Linked DNA regions of Mus musculus: region 2 is linked to region 1. Evidence: chromatin contacts called from ENCODE POLR2A ChIA-PET data. All regions are on one chromosome and are shown on one strand. Each heading gives the region's core, a stretch centred on a gene start or an enhancer-like site at or near the end of the contact. The rest is flanking DNA. Distances are from core to core; before and after follow the strand shown. Region 1 holds the start of Trim8 (tripartite motif-containing 8). Region 2 holds the start of Wbp1l (WW domain binding protein 1 like).

What was found. ChIA-PET counts read pairs that join two places held with the same protein, here RNA polymerase II (POLR2A).
Region 2: POLR2A ChIA-PET joins it to region 1 with 38 read pairs in Patski. The contact joins the promoter of Wbp1l here to the promoter of Trim8 in region 1. POLR2A ChIA-PET finds 5 or more read pairs at or near these places in 3 of 5 experiments (Patski and embryonic stem cell).

Annotation. Positions count from the first base shown.
Region 1 is chr19:46,499,564-46,505,382 of GRCm38, reverse strand. It overlaps Trim8 (tripartite motif-containing 8), which reads right to left and starts at 3,735. Exons shown (of 6, transcript NM_053100.2): 1 at 2,370-3,735. The coding sequence starts at 2,939.
Region 2 is chr19:46,595,889-46,601,707 of GRCm38, reverse strand. Wbp1l (WW domain binding protein 1 like) reads right to left here and starts at 2,602. Exons shown (of 5, transcript NM_001177812.1): 1 at 2,415-2,602. The coding sequence starts at 2,504. Sfxn2 (sideroflexin 2) reads right to left here. Exons shown (of 12, transcript NM_053196.3): 12 at 4,807-5,819.

The DNA.
Region 1 (5,819 bases), core at 2,486-4,985:
GACCCTTTCAGGGAGACTCCCTCCAGCATGAGGAAACCAGCTGAGGCAAAGCCCTGTCCTCCTGGATAGCCTCAAGAGAAGGCAGGGTTTTCTAGTCAGCTTTTCCTCACGGCTCAGCTCCTCCCCCAGGGTGGGAGCTCTACCTCTGCATTCAATAAGTCAGACTTCTACTTGAGTGATAAGGGGCTACTGAAGGGTTTTCAAGCCTGGGGCACCAGAGAAAATGGACGTGAGGAACCTGGAGGAAGATAAGCCTGGGGCACAGATGCTGAGCTCACAGAATTGCACATCTGGCCCTAATGCAACTCGCTCTTTCTGAGCTTGCCCCATAGGCATAAGAGCACATGCAAACATGCACACGCGTGCGTGAGTGTGCGTGTGTTCCATAAGCACACACAACAGACACACACCACGGAGCTGCTGACAGAGTAAAGTGTCTGATGAAAGGAACCCCCAGGTCCACTCTACAAGCAAATGTCACCCTTTCCTCCCGATCTTAAAGTAAGACATACCCATTTGAGGGTAAATGTAGGCACACATATTAGGATGTCCTCCTAATACCAAGCCAGGTGTTAAGTTTTCATCCCTACCCCAAGGCATCCCTAGCACTTAAGGGGTGCAGACACATGGGGTATACCACATCCTCTACATTCAGTCCTATCTTCTTCTCTTCCCTTCTACCCACTTTCTACAGCCAACCCCAGGACAGAGACTTGGACAGCCGTCTTTTCTCCAGTCTTTCCCTGCACTTTCCCAGCCTCCACCCCTACAGTCTTTATTAATAGCAGCAGCCTCAACCCTGGGTAAAGTGTGGGCTCTGCCTAACCGGAGTCAGGAGAGGAGGACCACAGGGCTCCTCCACTTCCCCAGGACTTGGCCTTTCCCAGATGCTGGGAGGAGTGACTCCACTTCTCCAACCCCCACACTTCCTTTAAGAAACCAGAGGCCTCTCCTGGCACAAAACCCCAGAGCTGGCCCATGCAATTGCAAACTAATTATACAGCAAATTTTGTTATCCCCGCCCTCAGCCTGCGGTGGCCCTTCTGCCTTTTGTTGGTTGTATATGTGTGGTTTTTAATTGCTAAACAGTGACTCATTTAGATTGGTCCCCTCCTTGTCTCCGTCCAGCCCCCACAACCACCAAGGAAACAGCCCGCATCTACATTCTGGACAGGCCCAGCTTCCTCCTACTGCAGCAGCCTTGTTGGCCTCCAGGGGCCCCCACCCTAAACACACACTCCCAGTTCCTACCAAACCCAGCCCAGCTCCCTTATCTTAAGACCCCTAGCAAGAGCTTTCAAGATGGCTCAGTCTTAGCTCGACTCCTTCTTCCCGGTGTGACTCAACCCAGAGTGGCAAGGGACCCGAGAGGAACCTGGGAGGAGCCCCCTTCCAGTGAAAGGGACGGAAGTATGCCCCACTCCAGTTCCCTAGCCAGGCCCAGAGGCCTAAGAGGGGGAAGGCGGTTTTGACATTGGCTGCTGCAGTAGGGTGTATACAATGGGAGGGGGTGCGGTTCGTAATCACCCAGCCGGCAGCCCAGGGGAGCCAGCTGCCTGAAACCAGATTTCAACGCGGCTCAACCTTAAACCCACAGGACTCTTTTTCCGTCTTCCCCGTCCCCTCCCTAAATGTGGGAGGGCCGTGTAAGAGGGCAGGGCTGGGAGGAAAGAGCCCAGGGTGAAGAAGTCACATACTTTAAGGTTTGTTCATGCCAGGCGCAGGCAGCATTCAAGTATAGAGAGAGCAGCTTTAGCCTGGGGAGCGTCTACTAGGACGGATTAGAAGAGCCGACAGTCGGGGACTCCTCTGGACACCCAGGCCTTGCCCAGCTAGATGCCAGAGTTCTTCTCTATCTCCGGAAGCTCCCCCCAACCCCCAGAGTGTTTCCAGTAGAGCTGAAAACTAACATGGCTGCTTTGTTTACTTCCTCATTGGTATGCCAGCATCATGGATCATGTCAGCCACAGCAGCGGCACCAGGACACTCATTACATAAACAGCAGCTGGAGAAGCAGGACCGGGGTCACTGCCTTGGTGACTTCCCGTAGAGCTTACAGAAACAATGCGGGGGGCGGGGGGGGGAAACTGCGCAAAACAGAAAAGCAACACTCCAAACTACTTCTAACAGCCTCCCCCCAATTCCATAAATGACTGAAGGAGAGATCTTAAGGGCGCAGGTGCGAGAATGCATCCAGCAGCCAGGGCCTTTCCCCCAGGACCTTGCCCCCCAAACTTTTACGGAAGAGTTTGGAAGAGGGCCTCTAGGCTAATGTCACGAGAGTCAGCTTGTGCGGATGGGTGGCTCCCAAGTCGTGTGTGTGTGTGTGTGTGCGTGTGCGTGTGTTCGCACGCGTTCAGTGTACTTGCCCGTATCTCATTCCTCCGTATCTCCACGTCACACACCGAGTGTCCCTGATGCGCGCCGCTGTAGTAGCAGCAGTACTGGCACACAGCCACCTGCTCGGCCTCGCAGTGGTACAGGCGGTAGGCGTTGTGCTGCGGGCAGCTCCAGGCCCGCACGTCGTCCGCCTCCACCAGGAGGTGCCCGCGGGCGGTGGAGGGCTGCTGCAGGTGCGTCTGCACGTGAGACTGGCAGCAGGGAGCCTCGCAGCGCAGGCAGACCTTCTGTGCCGGCAGCGGGGGGCCGCGGCGACAGAACACGCAGTGCAGTGCCGTCGGCGGCTTCTCCACGTGCAGGGCGTTGAACTTCTCCACGATGTTGGTGAGCTTCAGGTTCTTCTCCAGGCCCGGCTTCTGATTGTAGGCCTGGTTGCACTCCGGGCAGCGCACAAGGCCACTGTCCTTGGCCCAAGCCTCGCCGATGCAGCCCCGGCAGAAGTTATGTTTGCATGGCAGCTGCACCGGTTCCACGAAAACGTGCAGGCAGATGGGGCAGATGAGCTCCTCCTCAAAGCAGTTCTTCCAATTCTCCGCCATGGCGGCTGCGGGCAGGGGGCCCGGGTAGACCTCTCTAAGTCCCCAACCCTGGGGATCCGTCTGGTACAGCTGGGGACCCACCGAGCCCGGAGCTCCGGTCCCCGCCGGCCGCGCCAGTCGCTCAGTCACCAGCGCCTTCCGCGTGCCCGCCCCCCAGAGGAGGGAGCCTGGGTCCTCGCGCCGCGCGCGCCGCCGGCTGCGTCTCCTCCTCCTGGCGAGTGGCTAGCGGGAGGCGGCGGGCTGCGCCAGGGCCGCGGCCCGGGCACCAGCCCTGGAGGAGAGCGCTGTGGTCCAAATTCCATATAACAGGCCGCCTCCGGGGCAGCGCGGCTAGGGCAGCGGCGGCCCACGGCCTGCGCTCGGCCCCGCGGCTGACATCGGGGCGCGCCCCGCGGCGCACCGAGCGGGGGAGCCGCACTCTTCCTTTGGCGGCGACAGTGGCTACCTTCTGGCTGGTGCGAGCCGCGCCTTCCTCGCCTGGATCCCGGCCGAGGTCCGAGGGGGCACGGGAAGCTAGTTCGGCCGCGCCGAGGCTGGCTAGAGCCGGAGCCGGCGAGCAAGGCGCGCCAGCGGTCCCCGGGCCGTGGCGCAGGCGTCCCCCAGCTGGCCGGCCGGCTGCGGGTGGCAGGGCGCGGGCGGGCCGACTCCGGGGCGCTGCGTGCGCGCTGGGGCAGTCATTCAGATGAAATTCCAGTCCCCGGCCAGAGACACCAGCCCGCCTCTGCCTTCCTCCTCCCTTCACAAATAGAAACGGAAGGGGGAGGGAGAGAAGTGGAAAAAAAAAAAAAAAAAAAAAGGCAACCAGAGAGGGAGGGAGGGAGGGAGGGAGGGAGGGAGGGAGGGAGAAGCCCGGGAGGTGCTCCGGCCTGACCCCCTCGTCGCTACTTCTGCGCTCCCTGGAGGCCCCGCGCAGGGCGCCCCCGCCGCGGAGAGACCCCACTCCCTGTCCCCGCACTGGGCGGGCGCCTCGCCTGCGCTGAGGAAAACAAGGATTGATCAAACTAGAAAGGAATTTTTCTCAACTGCTAATGAACAGGAGGCTCGGCTCCCGGCCCTCCCCTCCCCCCGCCCGGCCCTCCCCCTTCGCCCCCCCACCCCACCCCTCCCCCCCACTTTCTTTTCTTCTCGGCCTCTGCTCCGGCCTGGAAGGCTCCGGGCTGCGGTCGGAGCCAGCCTGCGGCGGCGGCGGCGGGGCCAGGCCGAGCCAGCCGGGCCGGGTGCGTCCTCAGCGCCCAGCCATCTTGAGCTCCCAGCGGCCGCGGTGGGGACTGGGGGTCCGGGCGCGCGCTTGAGGGTCCTGTAGCTCGCTTTTCCACCCTCCCTTTGGTGGGATTTTTTTTTTCCTCCAAGGGGAGGGCTGGTGGTCTCCAACAAATTAGGAGAGAGAGAAGGAGAAAAATGCCAAGTCTTGATTTCTCTCTACCTCTGCTCCACCCATCCCGATCCTTTCCAAAAAAAAAAAAAAAATCTTTTAAAAAGATTAAAATTGGAAGAAGTCGGCAGAACGACGAGCGCCTGCTGCCCCCAGCGCTGCCCGGGAGACGCGTCCGGGGCGGGCCCGCGCCCGTCGCTCTGTCCGTGGGTCCGTTTGTCCTCCCGCAGCTTCTCAAGTGAGGGGAGGGCGGGCACTCCGGGCAGGGTCTCCGCTGCGGCTGTCGCTTCAGAGCTTTATCCTTAGATCAAAAAAAAAAAAAAAAAAAAAGAAAAAAAAAAGAAAGAAAAAAGAAAAAAAAAGGGGGGAGAGGAAGAAACCACCCCCCAGCCCGAACACTCATCACAGCCACCTTCAGCCATCTTGCGTGTATTATTTCAAGAATAATCTGTTTAATAGAAATAGCTGCGTCTCTGGCCCCCTTCTCCGCATCCTGGGGTCCCGCCCCCTTTTAATAATAATCTCGATAATAAAAATGATCAGCGGGCCGGGCAGTTAGAAGCTGCTTTTTTTCTGTCTCAGGTCTCTCCGCTTTCTTCCCTCTAAGAAGGGACACTAGGGGCTCACGCTGGGGTTGGGGGTGCGGCCCGCCGGTCCCCGCCACCAGCGCAGCGAGGAAGGGCCTCTCTCGCCTCTGCCTGGAGCAGCACGGGTGGGGGAGAGCCTCGGCCCGCGGGACCCACTGACGGGGCACACTGGGCACACTGTCTCCGGCCCCGGTTCGCAGCTGCCCCGCATACAATGGGTTCGAAGCAGAGTGAAGAGGGCAAGATGGGGGCGGGAGAAGGCAGGAGGATTGCGGCGCTCGGGGCTCCCGGATAAGGGCGATAGAAGAGGAGGGGGGAAGGGGTGTCCCTACATCAAGGCTGGTCCCGCTACTCGGAAAGGGGGCGGGGAGACGGGCGTTGGGGGGGGGAGGCGAGGAGAAAGCGGCAGGCGGCGCCTTTAATCAGCACCCGCTGGCTCAGCCCACCCGGTACGAGCGAAATAAACGGGGAGGGGGGAGGGGAGGGGCGTACTTTCCGGAAGTGCTGTTACAGATGCTTTGATTCTTGGCCCCGCCCCTTTCCCCTGTCTGGAATTAGGGCTGTTCCTGAAACGGCTTAGGCTATTGGTCCCTAAGGCGAGACCCCTCCTCTTTGAGGCGTGGCGAACTTCGTGCTCTCACGTGACTTGCACTAACTTCGGTACATTAAACATTGGGTGATGAGGGAGGGGCTCTAGCCCAGCTCCTTAAAACGGCAATAATGCTGCCAGGCTGTGGGACCATTTTTTTTTTCTGGGCCTCTTCAGCTATAGCTCTTTTTACTTGAGAGGAAAGAAGGGGTTTGTCAATCAGTCTGCTCAAATGTCTAGAGAAATTGAGCAGGAAATTGCCAAGGTTCAGCATGGAGCCGGATCTCTGAGATACTTTCCCCTACATCTCTGAAGCTTAAAACTACCTGCTA
Region 2 (5,819 bases), core at 1,353-3,852, 97 kb before region 1:
GGAAACGTTCCCTCTGTGCAGGAACTGTATGTAACCAGACAACAGCAGTGGTCAGTGCTAGCAAACCAACCAAACGGAACAAAGTACAAAAGCTACCCTGTCCCCAAAATAAGCACTGCGAGTGCCAGAACTGCGGTAAGAAAACAAGCCCGAGACTGATGAGTTGTACGCAGAGCCTTGCACTGAAGACCCCACCACCGCCCCCAGACTGCAGGACCGTTTGCCAACGCTTTTCCTTCAAGAAGTGGACCTGGTTCCTATGAACAACCAGCTCACCTCCAAAGGCTCCACACTCCTAAATCAAGCCCCCTAACAAGGCGATTCAAAGGCTACAGGGAACAGCCCTCAGACAGCCACAGAAATAGAAAAAAGCAACTTCATTATTCTGTATTCTATTCCATCGATACCTACTACCTGCGCTTAACTTTCCCAGTCCTGAGAGCTGCAACTTCTCAAGGAGACAAATGTATCTCTCCTGGCAGCTTACGGTTTTGACTAAGAAAACAAAGAACCTAAACAAAGTCAAAAACTGAAGGGCTTCATCCCTGGGGAGGAATACAAGAAAAGATCAGAAAACGAACTCGATCATTCACAGATTATCTCCCAGATAACATATCCCCACTCCCAGCCCCCGCCCCATTAAGATACAGCAACTGAGCCGGGCAGTGGTGGTGCACGCCTTTAATCCCAGCACTCAGGAGGCAGAGGCAGGGGGATTTCTGAGTTCGAGGCCAGCCTGGTCTACAAAGTGAGTTTTGGGTCAGCCAGGGCTACACAGAGAAACCCTGACTTAAAAAAAAAAAAAAAAAGATACAGCAACAGATAAGCTGCCAAATCATTGTAGTATATACATAAAGGGGACTATTATTCGGTCACAATGTGGGTGAACCTTGAAAACATGACGGAACGTGAAAGACGCCCCACATACTACAGCATTCCATTACACAGGGATGTGCAGAACAGGTAAACCCACAGAGACACAATGCAGGCTAGTGGGTGTCGCCAAGGGCCAGGGCTGGGGGTGGGGGAGGGGTGGAAACAGGCAGTAACTGGTTAATATGGATCATTCTTGGGGATGATTCAACTGTTTTGGAAGTAGATAGCCGTGGTGGTTGCACAACCATGGAGCGCCACAGTGATTCACTTTAGAACTGTTGGTTTTGTTCTGTGACTTTCAGCTCACTTGAAAAAAAAAAAATCTTATCAAATCACAGAGCTCGGCAGAGGATCAAGAGTTCAAGCCCTGCCTGACCTACATTGCAAGATCCTGTCTCAAACAAAACAAAACTCAATTATTTTGGGGTTTTGGGTGTTTTTCTTGTTTTGTTTCTTGAAGAGGATATTCGGGAGAAAAATAAGATACGTATGTGAAAGGGCTGCCCTTGAGCTCTAAGGGGAAAGGTAAGAATTCTGCTAACAATTTCTGCTCTTCAGCGTGATGTGACGTGCTAAGCTGCACAGGCTGTCCCTGTGCCTGTGGAAAACAGACAATGATGGGAAGAAAGGGGAGAAACCAAAGGAAACGATAGAAGCTTTGCCAGATTTAACAGGGGAGGGGTGATTCCCCCTACAGCACCCCACCCAATCTGGCACCAAGAGTAACGCTTCAATTAGGGTTTCGAAACGCCAGCCCAAGCTAGAATCAGCATAAGCAGGCATCTCGGCCCTGGACTCAGGAAGAGCAAGCCACCCAGCAAGAAAAGCTAGGGTGCTCCACTTGCTGCCGATATTGGCATCGGAACCACCCTCTGCTCAAAAGCCCTGAGCTGGCTCGCTCGGATCAGCACTAGTGACTTCTTCCCAGGACAGCTAGCCTAACAGCACGGTTTTCTCACACTCAAATGTGCCCCTCCTCCTGAGGGGTTACTACTTCATCCCTACTATCTCCCAAGAACCTTACCTCCAGCAACAGCCCACCAACGTACTATGCCTTACAGCATTAAAAATAAGAGTCAGGATGCCCTCAGAACTTTTCCTTTGTCCAGCCTGAAATAAATACCATGCTGAGCCCTCCTCCCTCTGGGGCCAGTGCAGTAACCTGGGATCCCAGCACACACTGGTGTGCACACAGTCTCTGGCTCCGGACTCTACTGCGGAGCAGAAATAGGGCCCACGGGCGCCAGTGTGCGGCGATCTCCGCGAAGAGTCCTCCAGAGCACCTACCATAACTACCCTCTCAAAGGACCCTCAAGTCGCCTGGCACCATTGCCTCTGCCACCTTCTTGACATCCAACTCGTCACAGGTGTCCCTCAGCTAAACATCAACACCCCCACCCTTCACCTGGTCCACCTTAGCCATGGGCTTCCCTCCCGAAAACACTCAACTCCTTGCAAACAAACCTCTTTGAGACCCCCCTCCAACCAGGCCTCGACCGCCCCAGACCCCCAAGCTAGCCCAGAAGCCCTCCCCTTACCTGCGGGGGCTCAGCCCTCACTGACAGGGGGCTGGGCAGCGCCTGGAGGAGCAGGAGCGCCATGCCACCCAGGAGCCTTCTCCTCTCCATCCCCCTCCTGCTCCTGCTCCTCCGCCACGGCGCCGCCACCCCTCCTCCTCCCTCTCTTCTTCCCTCTGCTTCCTCCTTCCCTTCTTTTCCTGTTTCGCTCTGCCCTCCCGCTTCCGGCTCGGCTCCACCCCGCCCCAGGCAAAGGGCCCGCCCAGATGCAGGGGAGGGTCTCCAGCTCCCGCGCCTCATTGGCTCCTACTTTCTGTCCATTGGTCAAAAGAACTGTGAGTCAAATACCAGTCCCAGCCACCCTCGTGCTAGGTGATTTGGCCAATGAAAAGTGGGAGGAAGCTGGGCCATCTTGAATGCTGCGAGGTGCAGAAAAGTGCAGAGCGCCCCGCCCCGCAGAGAGTGGCGGAAGTAACAGGAGCTAGGGACACGACCACCCGGATGCATTGAAAAGGTTTACAGTATTTCAGTCATTTTGAGTGTGGCGGAAATGTTATGTTCCCACAGTTAAGTGGAGGTAAAAGAAAGAAAGAAAAAAAAAAGTGGTGAGGTATAATGATTCTAAAGCGTGCTTCCAACTGCAGTCTATAAGCCTTTGGTGCTTTTTGTATTAAAATAAGTAGAGGTAAAAGAAAGAAAGAAAAAAAAGTAGTGAGATATAATGATTCTAAAGCGTGCTTCCAACTGCAGTCTATAAGCCTTTGGTGCTTTTTGTATTAAATTACAGGAAGCCCTATTATCAGGATCCTTTTTCCAAGCTCACTACCCAAGCAGCAGCTTTGAGTCATTTGAGTCCCCTATTAAATAGCACCTCTCTTAGCGATAGTGCTCTGCTACCCCCAAGTTTCAAGGACAAAACTCTTCAGACCCTACTCAGAAATAGCTCTGAGACCCACCAATCATTGCTTCATCCATGTTATCTTCCGGCTAAATGAAAATGGCTTCCCTTTGCCCCTCCACACACCGCAAGGACAATACTAGTCCACACAAACCCACACATCACCATGTAGCTGCTTCAATTTGAGAATTCTTGTCCAACAGGGCAGGAGGATGTATCACTCTGTGGTAAATGGCTTGCATGGGCAAGGCCCTGAGTTCAGACCCTGGTATGGGCCATAAGGAACAGAGAAAGGGAAGAGATAGAGGGAGGAAGAGAGGGAAAAAGAAAGAAAAAATTACACTTCAATTAGTTACAGGATGTACTTGGCTAGTTTTTGATGTAGGGTCTCTTCCTGTTGTCCATACAAGCCAGAAACTAGGTAACTCAGGCTGTCCTCAAAGTTGTGTTAGTAGTTCCCATGCAAAGCCCTCCTGCTCATTATAACTGCTGTTCAACACCTTACAGGCCAACTCAACTAAATGGATAAGGGTTTGGCAGCGGGTGGGGGTGTGGCTGCTGCCGAACCGACCTTGGCTTTCTAGGAGGGACAGTGAAAGTGTTCTGGATTACAGTAGTGACAACTGTAGCACTTTGTGACTGGACTGAACGTTACTAAACCATACAATTTAAAGGGCTGGATTTGGCTAGGTGTGGAGGTGCATAGCTGTAATCTCAGCACTCACGACTGCATAGCCTGAGCTTCATCGAAAGGAAAATACCAATTTCATGCTGTCTGAGTTCCATTTTACTGTCTAAGTGGGTGTGGGGTTAAATCACAGCTGGGATCTCGGCACTCGAAGTCCTTTGGTACAACTGTGTGGTGTCAGATGAATGCTGGCAGCGTTATATCCTCGGGCTCCATCTCAGACCTACAGAACCGGAAGCTGGGATGAGCCTTTCCACCTGTTTTCACAACATCTTCGGATGACCATAGTGCACATTTTCCCCCTTTGAGGCAGGGCTGGAATATACTATGTAGAGCAGGGTAGACTCAGACTCATGAAGATCCAGCTGCCTCTGCTTCCAAAGTGCTGGGATTGATGGCATGTCCCATAGGCCTAGTATCTATTTCTAAAAGTCACAGTTGCGGGATAGGGGAGGCGTGTTAAAAGTCTACGGGACACATGCACAGCTTCTATCACATATTCTAGGTTTTCTTTTAATAGCCCATTAAGAAACGTAAAAATAAATTTTTGTTCCTAAGTGCACAAAAAAGAAAAAAACCAAACAAACAAACCCAGAGAGCAGGCAGATTTGACTATGTATGGCTCGCCAATTCCAGCCCTAAGACAATGTATAATCTACGCCGGGAGACCTGTGGAGCACCGACAAGGGTCGGTGGGTTCTTCTCCATTATTAAGGAAATCAGACAGGTTCCCTTACAGTTGTGACATCCTCTGGCATGCCAAGGCCAAAGTCAGACCATAGAACCTGCTTTCCATCAGGGGTTAGTAGCTTAGTTTGCAGACAGTGTTTCATGTTCTTTCAAATAGTTTATTCAATTCATAATGGTGCGTTTGAACAGAATCAGCAAATCTTGCCAGACAAAACTCATTACACACTGACCCCAGGTAAGCCAGTCCCCCAGGGAACTAAAGTGGCCCTTTGTGCCCTCCTTAGGCTTGTTGGCCCTGGTGGACTTCCTGTCTGAGGTGTCCAAGTGAGGCTCCACATCCCACCAGCACTCAGCAATCTTTGGTATGTGACCTAACAGGCAGAGGGAAGGAAGGCAGCAGGAAATCATCCCACTCACAGTGAGGGACTTGACTTGTAAAACAGAGAAGGCAATGAGAGAAGAGACCTCTCAGCTAAAGGTCCCAGAAGTGGATTTGGACATGATATTAAGACAGAATAGTCATTTTTCCAAGGCGCAGAGCTTGATGCCCCACATAACCTCCGTAAAATGGTGGTTTGCCCTACACTTTCATTTTCCTTGTCTTTTCAAGACAGGGTTTCTCTGTGTAGTCCTGGCTGGCCAGGAACTCACTCTGTAGACCAGGCTGGCCTCGATCTCAGAGATCCGCCTGCCTCTGCCCAGAGGGTACAGGATTAAAGGTGCTGCCCTGCATCTCTCCTACATGTTTTTAAGGCTGTAGTCCTGGTGAATTCCCACTCAGAGGTGTCCCAGCCCTCTTTGGTATGAGACCTAATGGGCCAAGGAAAGGAACTATTTGTCCATGGGTTTTGTTTTTGTTTTGTGTTTGTGTTTGTTTTTGTCTTTTTTAGTACAAATAACTCCAAGGACTTGAAAAACTCAAATCTAGAAGCATTCCCAATGGGATAGCCCAGTCAGGGCATCATGGGGAAGAGTAGAGATGAGTCCCCAAGAAGATTCACATAGCTCCTTTATCTCTCCCTGGATAAGGAGCTGGAAAGAGGGCTCAGCAGGTAAGAGCTGCCGCTGCTCTTCAAAAGGACCAGGGTTTGACCGCAGGCTGGCTCACAGTAGTAACTCCAGTTTCAGATGATCTGACATGCTCTCTGAC